Linked DNA regions of Mus musculus: region 1 is linked to region 2. Evidence: chromatin contacts called from ENCODE POLR2A ChIA-PET data. All regions are on one chromosome and are shown on one strand. Each heading gives the region's core, a stretch centred on a gene start or an enhancer-like site at or near the end of the contact. The rest is flanking DNA. Distances are from core to core; before and after follow the strand shown.

The links. ChIA-PET counts read pairs that join two places held with the same protein, here RNA polymerase II (POLR2A).
Region 1: POLR2A ChIA-PET joins it to region 2 with 15 read pairs in embryonic stem cell. The contact joins the promoter of Hexim1 here to the enhancer-like site in region 2. POLR2A ChIA-PET finds 5 or more read pairs at or near these places in 4 of 5 experiments (Patski and embryonic stem cell).

What each region holds. Positions count from the first base shown.
Region 1 is chr11:103,113,774-103,118,822 of GRCm38, reverse strand. Hexim1 (hexamethylene bis-acetamide inducible 1) reads right to left here and starts at 2,498. Exons shown (of 1, transcript NM_138753.2): 1 at 1-2,498. The coding sequence starts at 1,901. The coding sequence ends at 831.
Region 2 is chr11:103,072,147-103,076,947 of GRCm38, reverse strand. It overlaps Plcd3 (phospholipase C, delta 3), which reads left to right. Exons shown (of 15, transcript NM_152813.3): 8 at 82-234; 9 at 1,945-2,091; 10 at 2,239-2,389; 11 at 3,104-3,220. Among named protein-coding and RNA genes, the nearest start is that of Gm42090, 27 kb to the right of the region's middle. Within about 2 kb of position 3,232, at least 1 of the 3 ENCODE cell types and tissues checked has a DNase peak (open chromatin) inside an H3K27ac peak, as active enhancers do.

The DNA.
Region 1 (5,049 bases), core at 1,249-3,748, 43 kb before region 2:
TTACCAGGAGCCTTACTTACCAAGGTAGGCAAACAGGAACTCCATTGGAATTTTGTGGGGTGGTTAGGACGGAAGCCAGGATTACTGAAAAATTGACTTGTGGAGATGAAATGAGGCTTTTCGTTATCTAACAATTGCCAAATCAGGCTTATACTTTTGTTAGCACTCTTTTGAACAGCCATCAAGGTGCGCAAGCTAAGCTGCTGCCTGTAGCCACTTTCTACTCCCCAGCATTAGGAAGCAGGCACAACATTGAGTACATTTTACCTGAACTGTATTTTGAAAATTTAAAAACCCATTGGTGGGGGTGGAGGGAACAAACTGAATTTCTTCTATTCAAGTATTTTTGCAAATAGATAAATTTAACAATCTTGGTACCCCACCTCAAAAGTGCAGTCACACAAACCAGCACGATTTTTAATCTCTAGAAATCACACTGAAACTGTTACATTTACAAACATTAAATTTATTATAACTAGAATGAATGTAATGGGTCTCAGATTTGGCCACCTTATAGCTCCGCTTAAGGAGGGGATTTTTTTTTTAAAACAGAAAAATGCATTATAACTTGGTCAGATTACTTGCACATTAAGAAACAACATCTAAGGAGGAAAACATGAAAAGCAACCCTTCAGTTTCACATAATTAAAGAACAGGAGAAAGCACACAAGCAACATCATAGCTAAATTTACCAAACCAAAGCCGGGGCGATTTTCTCTTCTGATTATGTGTCATAAAAAGGTCCGCTGTCTTATATACACATGTATATAATGTTACATTCCAGCACTGTAAAAAGTCCCCTTTGCCCCCTCCCCCCAAAAGTTTTCAGTCTAGTCGCCGAACTTGGAAAGAGGCGCTCGCTCCTGCTGCCGGTGCAGTTCGTTCTCGGTCAGCAGCTGGAGGTTCTCAGCGCGCAGCCGGTCCAGCTCTAGCTCGAGCTCCCGCACTCGCGCGTCGACGCCTCCCAGCCGCTTGCTTTCCAGCCGCAGCCGGTTATTTTCGTCCTCCTTGCGGGAGAGGCACTTCTCCAGCTCCAGGTACTCTTTGATGAGCTCCTGCTTGCTCATGTTCTGCAGGCTCTCGGCGTGGTACCGCTCGTACGTCTCCGAGAAGTCCCGCTGCAGAAACTCGCTGCCGTCCCCTCCCATGCCATCGCTGCCTCCGTCTTCCTCACCAGCTTCTTCCACAAAATCCTCATCGCTGGTGTCGTCGGATTTGGCGGCTGCCCGCTTGGGGTAAAGGCCGGTTTTGAGATCAGGCTCCTCCTGATCGTGGTCATCCATGAGGAACTGCGTGGTGTTATAGGGCGCAACTGGCTGGCCCTTGGCGAACATCTCGGCTCGAACCCGCGAAGCTCGCAGGCTCTGCTTCTCGTCGAACTTTTTCTTCTCCTCCCAAGTCAGCTTGTAGTAGGGCTTCCAATGCCGCTTCTTCTTTGAGGGGCGTCTCCGATGTTTTTTCTTGCCCAGCTGTCTCTGTTGCTGTCCCCATGGCTCCTCGCCTCCGGCGGCAGGAGCCTCCTGCTTGGTGGCCTCCGAGTCATGACCTGGCTGCACGAGGGACTCTGACATCGGCTCTCCCTCCGCCGACGGGGAGGCACCGCCAGTGGATAAGTCCTCCCCATTCTGGCCCTTCTCGCCCTTCTCCAGGGAGCTCAATTCTGGACAGGCATTCGTCTGCAATGGGGGCAGCTGGTGCTTCAGGCCCCCTTCTCCCTCCTGCCCTGGACGGCTACCGGACTGCAAGGACGCTCTCGATTGCCACCTACTGTCCTCCTTGGGCACCCGTTCCTCCGCGCTTGGGGGGCGCTCAGAGGTATGCTCTTCATGGACAACAGCAGCACCTGTACAGTTGCTAGTTTGAGGCTGGTGTTGATGTTCTGTCAAGAGTGGCTCGGCCATGGCTTAGTAGAGTTCTCTTCTGGAAGTTTGAGAAATTCTGGCTTAAGGAAAGAGGTTTTTCTTTCTTTTCAAAATATGTCCAACAAAGTCCTCTTCGGTCAGTAATTTCTGCAGTGACGCCTTCCGTCCGTCCTGTCAGCAAACTCCAATCGCAACTTGGAGTCCAGTCAATAAAGGGTTAAGCGCACACAAGCGTGGCCAACTAGCAGGTCCGGGGGTTCAGCAGCAGGCACCGTATGCAAATATGCAGAGGGGTGGGCTTCACGCCTCCCCGCCGAGTGCTCCCACAGACGAGGAGTTGGTGCGCAAGGAGAGGAGGTTTAAGTCCAATGGGTTAAACCCAACCCGAAAGGGTTAAAACTACCCGATGACGCTGCCTCGGAGGGGCCGAATCCACAAAGGGTTAAATCCCCTGCCGCAGAGCCCACAAGGGGTTAAAGTCCCAGAGCCGCCACCTCCCACTTCCACGGGTGTCGCTCCAACCCGAGCTCCCAGTTCCTCAGGCCGGGCCGGAGCCTTAGCCGAGGACAGACAAACTCATCTCCCCTCTGGCTCGATGCTCCGCTCAGTTCTCCTCCGCCTCCTCCTCTTTTCCTCCCTCCCTCCCTCCCCCTTCAGACAGCTCTTCTTCCGCCTCCTCCTCCGGCTTCCCCTCCCAACCTGACTTTCCACCTGCCAACTTCCAACTGCTGTCTCCAAGCCCTCGGCGCCTCTTATATATAGAAGCTTGTAAGCCCCGCCCATGCGCATGCGTAACGGAGTCCAGGTGTGGGGCAGCCGGGAGTCGTAGTTCCCTTCTTTCGGGCCCGCCGTCCTCGCGCGCCGTGCAACGTAGCCAATCATAGAATGCGTAGGGGGCGTCTCCCAGGCCGCCTTCTTCCATCGCTTAGCTCTCGCTGAAGAAACGTGAGCAGTCATTGGGCAAGAGTTATTCGTCTCTCCGAGGAAGGAAGACCAATTACAGAGGAGATGGGGCGGGTTCTGGACCATACCATTGTGCTTCAGGAATACAAGAAGATTCCATGACCTTTGGGAGCTTATACAGAATATTTTTATTAAAAGGTGCGTTTGAAAATCTACTGTCATATTCTGTTCTCAGCGGAAAGGTTCTGATGGCCATAAACCGTTTTCAACTTATGCAAAAATGGTCTGTCCCTAAAAAGTAGTCCCTAAAGTGTAAAAGAGGATTAAATTCTATAAAGAGAGCTGTTAGTCGTGATTACTGACATTGGATTCTTAAAATTACAATAATGTCTCTGAGGTAGGTGATGGGTTTCTTGGAGAGAGATAAGCGGAAGGATATTTTGGACAACTATTTATTAAAAAGACGAAAAGCGCATGAAGAAGTAAACAAATGAATTAAGAAGTGCCGCCTTAAAGGGACAGTGTGGTGGCCTGCCGAGCATCAGCTTCAGACTAGGCCTCAGGAACTGAGAGGGCGGGTTCGAGTCCTGAGTGACGTCGGTCCTCAGGCTATCCTGGAGGCCCTTAGGTGAGAGCAGCCACCCAGGCCAAGAGCTATCTCCGCACCAGAGGTGAAAGCAAAGTGGTCCTCCGCGGCCGAGCTCTCCGCCTGAGCCCGGATGGGAAGCGCGTGGTGAGGAGGAAGGACTCGCCCCGAACCTCGGCTTCTGCCGAAGAAAATGGCCTCCCGGGGTCGACTTGGCCTCTTCGCTTCCGATACCGCAAACCTTTCCCTAGCCAGGATACTCTGGAGAGATTGGGCCAATTGATGCGAAGTCTGTGTTGGGGAGGAACCCAAAAATCTATGCGTTCCCGAAAAAAGGGGGTGTCATCCACAGAGATGAGGTGTGTGTGTGTGTTGGGGGGAAGGCTTCGAGAAGGAAAGCTGAAGGCCTTCCCTGAAATGGGTGTGCTTGACCCAGGGCCGTAGGGTACATTGGGGGTGAAGTGGGGGTTCTACTCCCCCTTAAAAGGGATTCACATTCTTTTCCCCTACTAGAAGGACCCGAAAAACTCCCTTTAATCCCCTTGGCGTAATTGCCACTTCTCCCTTTGCCTGAGTACCCAGTGAGCCATTCTTCTTTTTCCTTACATTCCAGCCATAATGGAGTGAGATTCTACACATGAAACTATTTGACCAGCGCAGCCATGTGAGCGAGGTAGGGCAGGAGTTAGCCGCCATTTTAGCTATAGGAAAGCTCTGCGCCTTGGAGAAATCAAGTGACTTATCCAAGGTCACCTGACAACGAAGAGGCAGTTGTAACTAGAGCGGGTCTTCCTTGCGTCATCTAATACGGTTTTTCTGTCAAAAACACAAAAGCCAAGACCTGGAAAGCCAGCTCAGCAGTTAGTGAACGGGCTGCTCTTCAGAGGGCCTGAGATTGGCTCCCTGGGACTCACACGATGGCTCACAAATGTCTATAGCTGCAGATCCAGAGGAGCTGATATCCTCCATTGACAGCAGGCACATATGCTGTACACACATGCAGGAAAGAAAAAAAAAATCAGATATGTAAAAAAAAAAAATTAAAAACAAGACACAAAATCCTTTCTCCCACACTCCCTCAGTAAGTTTTTATTTCCAGTAAAAGCTTCAGCTCATTGCAAACTATTACAAATTGGCAGTCATTTGTTAGGACAAAAAAGATAAAAAGTTTTGGAGCTTCAAGTTGCCAGGACTGCACAATGAAGCCCGGCCACAGTGAGCCAAATGGCAATAAAGAAAATCCATGCAGCAACTTGCAATCAGACTGCTTGGGACTTGGAAATCTGTGTATTACGGAGCAATTGACTTGGAAGGAGCAGGAAGCACAATTTTGTTTTTGAGGCAAGGCCTCAGGATATAATATAGTCTTGCCTGAAATGCAGATCCTCCTGCCTCAGCACCACGGTAATAATTAGGTGCACATCACCTCCCAGGTTAAAAGTGTTTCATAAGTAAAAGGGTTTATGAACTTCAGAGTGCTGGGTGGGGCCGCAATCTAGTGTGAGACAGTCTCGAGGGGAAGCAAGTGAGAATGCCCTAAGGGGACATGCAGCTGTTTTGAAAATGACCATTCTAGCTTGTTTTCCATGCATTGCTAGAAACCTGGTCTGCCTGAAAAGCCTGTCTTTCTTCATTCATTACTTAGAACGCACCAGGAGACCAAGAACAAAGATGGAAAGGGGGCTCAAGGTATGGGAG
Region 2 (4,801 bases), core at 1,983-4,482:
AGAGCTGACCACCATGTGTAGGAGAGGGGCCAGCAGATGGTGGATTCTGAGCTGTTACCTGTCCCCCCCCAATTCCAACAGTCGTCCCCATATCCTGTAATCCTATCCCTCGAGAACCACTGCGGGCTGGAACAGCAGGCTGTCATGGCTCGCCACCTTCGAAGCATCCTGGGAGACATGCTGGTGACACAGGCCCTGGACTCCCAGAACCCCGAGGAGCTGCCATCTCCTGAGGTGATGTTCCCACATCCACAGCCTGGGAGGTGGGTCCATCTGACTGGGATGCACCCCTGTCCTCACTCACACACTCCCTCTAGGCCAGGATCCTTCATCTCTTTCTTCCTGGACCTTTTCCTGCTCGGTTTAACTGGCATCTGCCGCCCAACTGCTGCCCTCTGGTTCCTTTTGTTTGTTTGTTTTTGTTTGTTTGTTTTGAGACAGGGTTTCTCTGTGTAGCCCTGGCTGTCCTAGAACTCACTCTGTAGACCAGGCTGGCCTTGAACTCAGAGATCCACCTGCCTCTGCCTCCCAAGTGCTGGGATTAAAAGCGTGCGCCACCACGCCCGGCCCTAGTTCCTCATTCTTGACCATCCACTTCCTGGGCCTTCTGTGTCTAGCTCTGCCTGGCCTGGTTTGTGTCCCTTCTCATAGAGTACCTGTAGGCCCAGCCACTTCCACCTCCATGTCCTGAGTTGACATTTCCTCGACCTAGATCTCCCTTCCCAGCCATCTGTGCTGGCCAGCTGCCACCTGCTTAGGACCACAGATAAGTTGGGCTGGACTGTCAGTACACACTATCACTCTCTTCAGCCACACCAGAAAAAGCCATCGAACCCCATTGCAGATGGTTGTGAGCCACCATATGGCTGCTAGGAGTTGAACTCAGGACCTCTGTTAGAACAGTCAATGCTCTTAATCGCTGAGCCATTTCTCCAGCCCCTCATCTTCCAGTTTTTAATGTGTGTGAATTTTTCCATATATTCATACACCTATGTACACAATGTTTTTCTCATTTATTTACTTGTTTCATTGTTGCTCTTATTTCGAGACAGGACCTCATATAGCCCAGGCTAGCCTCCAACCCTTTATGTAGCCAAAGGTGACCTTGAACATTGGGATTACAGGAGTGTGCTACCATTCCTCGTTCATTCCGTTCATTCCTGGTCTACATAGTGCTGAGGATAGAACTCAGGGTACTGTGCATGACAGGCACACACTCTTATCAACTAAGCTACTGACCCAGCCATGACTGGCTTGTATTCTTTAGCCCAGGTTGGCCATCAAGTTGACATCAAGAAGGTTGTGGGACAGAGATCTTTATTGAGACAGAAGGATCAAGAGATGGAGGCTAAAAGCTAGGAATAGTGAGTGGCACATGTCTGTAATCCAAGCACAATCAGGAGTTCAAAGTTACCTTTGGCTACCTAGTGAGTTGGGGGGCCAGCTTAGGCTACATAAGACTGTCTTGGAAACAAACAAACAAAAAAAAGTAGTGTAAAAATATGTGCTGTAGTCATTCCTTCCAGGAGAGATCTTTCTGCACTGGGCAGTAACAGCGGATACCTTTAATCCTATCATGGGGGAGGCAGAAGCGGGTGGATCTTTGTGAGTTCCAGGACAGCCAGGGCTACCCAGAGAAACCTTGTCTCAAAAACAAAAACAAACAAAAAACAAAAAGGGAAAGATCTTTTAGGAAGAGTGCTCCTTCCCTGTGCCCGAGCTGCCTCTGAGCTGTGTGAGAGCTGCTGTGTGGCACTCCCATGAACGACACATTTTCACACACCCTCTCCATCAATGGCCTAGTGGTGAGATCACTTCTTCCTGTTAGGAACAAGCACTCCAGTCCTCCAGCCCCCTCCCTACCAGCCGCTCTCCCAGTGGTGCCTGACCACCCCGCTGAAGGGCTGCCTGAGGGCTTCACCTGTCTTCCCTTGGCCTCTACAGCAGCTCAAGGGCCGGATCTTGGTGAAGGGGAAGAAGCTGCCAGCTGCTCGGAGTGAGGATGGTCGAATTCTGTCAGACAGGGAGGAGGAAGAGGAGGAGGAAGAGGAGGCGGAAGAGGCCTTGGAAGCTGCAGAGCAGAGGAGTCGAGTGAGTGTGTCTTGACAACTGGGTCAGCAGGCTGGGTCCTGCTGCGGGCCAGGGGATGGGGCAGCAGAGAAGGGTGGGAAGGAAAGGGAGGTGGGGTGGGGGAGGGGCTCTTGAGCTTAGTGATCCCCACTGAGGCTGGTTTCCCAGGCCAAGCAGATCTCCCCAGAGCTCTCAGCGCTGGCTGTGTATTGCTGTGCTACCCGCCTGCGGACCCTGGATCCCAGTCCTGGCCCGCCTCAGTCTTGCACGGTTGGCTCCCTCAGCGAGCGCAAGGCCAGGAAGTTCACCAGGGAGGCAGGTAGGAACCAGAACTCTGGATATCTGGGGACAGGAGAGCATGGAGCCTTCCGGGCTTGGGTGGTGATGGTGGTGGTGGGTGGAGGATGGGTATCCTAGAGTGTTCTCAAGATTTCAGAGGGCTGAGGACTTAGGGGGACCAGGTAAAGACTCTGACTTTATGGGGGCCTGGCTCCAGGCTAAGTGTGGGCGCAGAGCCACAGAGGAGAGAGGTTTGGAGTTGCCTTCACCACGGTCATAACCAAATGGTGGTCAAGGCACGGGCCAGGCAGCCAGGCTAGTGCCAGGGGCCAGCAGAGCCTGGAGGGTATGAGACCAGGAAGGCTTCATGGTTCATCCCATGTCTGAGAAGACGTCACTGCAGAGGAGGGAGGAAGCAGAAGAGGAAAGGACTCCAGAGAGGAGGAACAGGTCATAGGAAGACCTAGAGGCATGGCCACTGTAAGAGTCCCAGGAACCTAAGGCATGGCTAAGGGTGTGGGCAGAGTGAGTGACAGGGACCGGCATTCAGTGTAGGCCGCAGTCAGGCTGTGTGGCTGCCAGGTGTCCCTGCCTCTATCTGGTCCTCAGCAACCCCCTCTTTCTAGTCTCACCATAGTTCAGGAGAGAGGGAAGCTGGGGTGAAGTATGTGTGGGGGCAGGATTATAGGGCCTGGAACTGGGCCAGGGACAGGAGCCTGGGTCCTATCATAATCCTGTCCCAACTCTGCCCCAGGGACCAGCTTTGTCAGGCACAACACTCAGCAACTGACCCGAGTGTACCCACTGGGGCTGCGGATGAACTCAGCCAACTATAACCCCCAGGAGATGTGGAACTCCGGCTGTCAGCTGGGTGAGCGGGGCTGCAGGCAGGGAAGTCTCTGGGCGGGGATGGGTATTTCAGCAGTGGGCAGCCACACAGCTTTCTTTCTTTCTTTTTTAAAGTAATCTAGTTTTATTTATTATATGTAAGTACACGGTAGCTATCTTCAGACACACTAGAAGAGGGCATCAGATCTCATTATAGATGGTTGTAAGCCACCATGTGATTGCTGGGATTTGAACTCAGGACCTCTGAAAGAGCAGTCAGTGCTCTTAACCGCTGAGCCATCTTGCCAGCCCGCCACACAGCTTTCTAGAAGGTGGGAATGCATTGGTGGTTAACAGGCTGTCTGAAATGTAGGTTCATTCGTTCCTGGCAGTAAGGAAGTGACATTTTGTTTTGTTGAGCCAGAGTCTCGCTATGCAGCCCTGGCTGGCTTTCCACTCCTCTGCCTCTGTCTTCCCAGGGCTGGGTCAAAGGTGAGCACAACAGGGTCAGCAAAAAAATAGTTTTTCTTTTTCTTTTTCTTTTTTTCTTTTTTTGAGACAAAGTCTCTGACTGTCCTAGAACTCACTGTGCAGACCAGACTAGCTTCACCTGCCTCTGCCTCCTGGGTACTGAGATTAACAGCATGCGCCACACTGCCAGGCCAAAAGTTATATTTCTGTGTGGTACTTGGGTGGTAGAAGGCAGGGGGTGCAGTAGTTCATGTTCCTCCTTGGCTACTTAATGAGTCTGAGGCCAGCCTGGGTTACATGAGACAGTTTAAAAATACCTAAGAGAAAGTTACTTGGTTTTGTATGTTCCTGTGTGTGCGTGTGTGCACACATGTGTGCGTGGATGCAGAGTAGAGGCCAACGTGGGGTATCTTTTCAGATCTCCCCTTTTTTGTGTAGGAGTGTTGCTATGCAAGCATCTGTGTTGCTATGCAAGCATCTGCATCACATACATGCCTGTGGAGGCCAGAGAGGGCTCTGGACTCTCTGGAACTACAGTTACAGACAGCTGTGAGACACCACATGGGTTCTGGGGACCGAATTCACGTGCTCTGTCCCCAACTGCTAAGAGTCATCTCTCTGTCACCTTAGTTTGTCAGACAAGGTCTTTCACTATCCCTGGGGTTTGCTCTTTTAGCTAGGCTGGGTGAGTAGTGACCTTCCCCCGCCCCTATCCCAGAATCCACCTACCTCTGCCTCCACAACCCTGAGCTCAGAGAGACATACTGCTAGGCCTGGCTTTTTCATAGGTTCTGGGGATTCAAACGTGGGGCCTCATGCTTGCCCAGCAAGCCCTTTATTCCCTGAGCTGTTTCCTCAGCTCCCACAAGTTAGATTTTTCTGAAGGTTGACATTAACAACTGGCTGGGGTGGTGGCACATACCTGTAACCCCGGCACGCAGGGAGCAGAGGCAAGAGAGCGATGAATTCAAGCCCAGCTTTGTTATAGAGGCTAACCTGGGTTATGTGGTCAGACTGGACCGAAACAAACAAAACTAGCAAGAAAGGAATTCAAAACCTTTATTTCCACATGTACACACACACACACACACACACACACACTCACACACACTCACACTCACACACTCCCTTACCTGACGATTTTGCCAAGTAA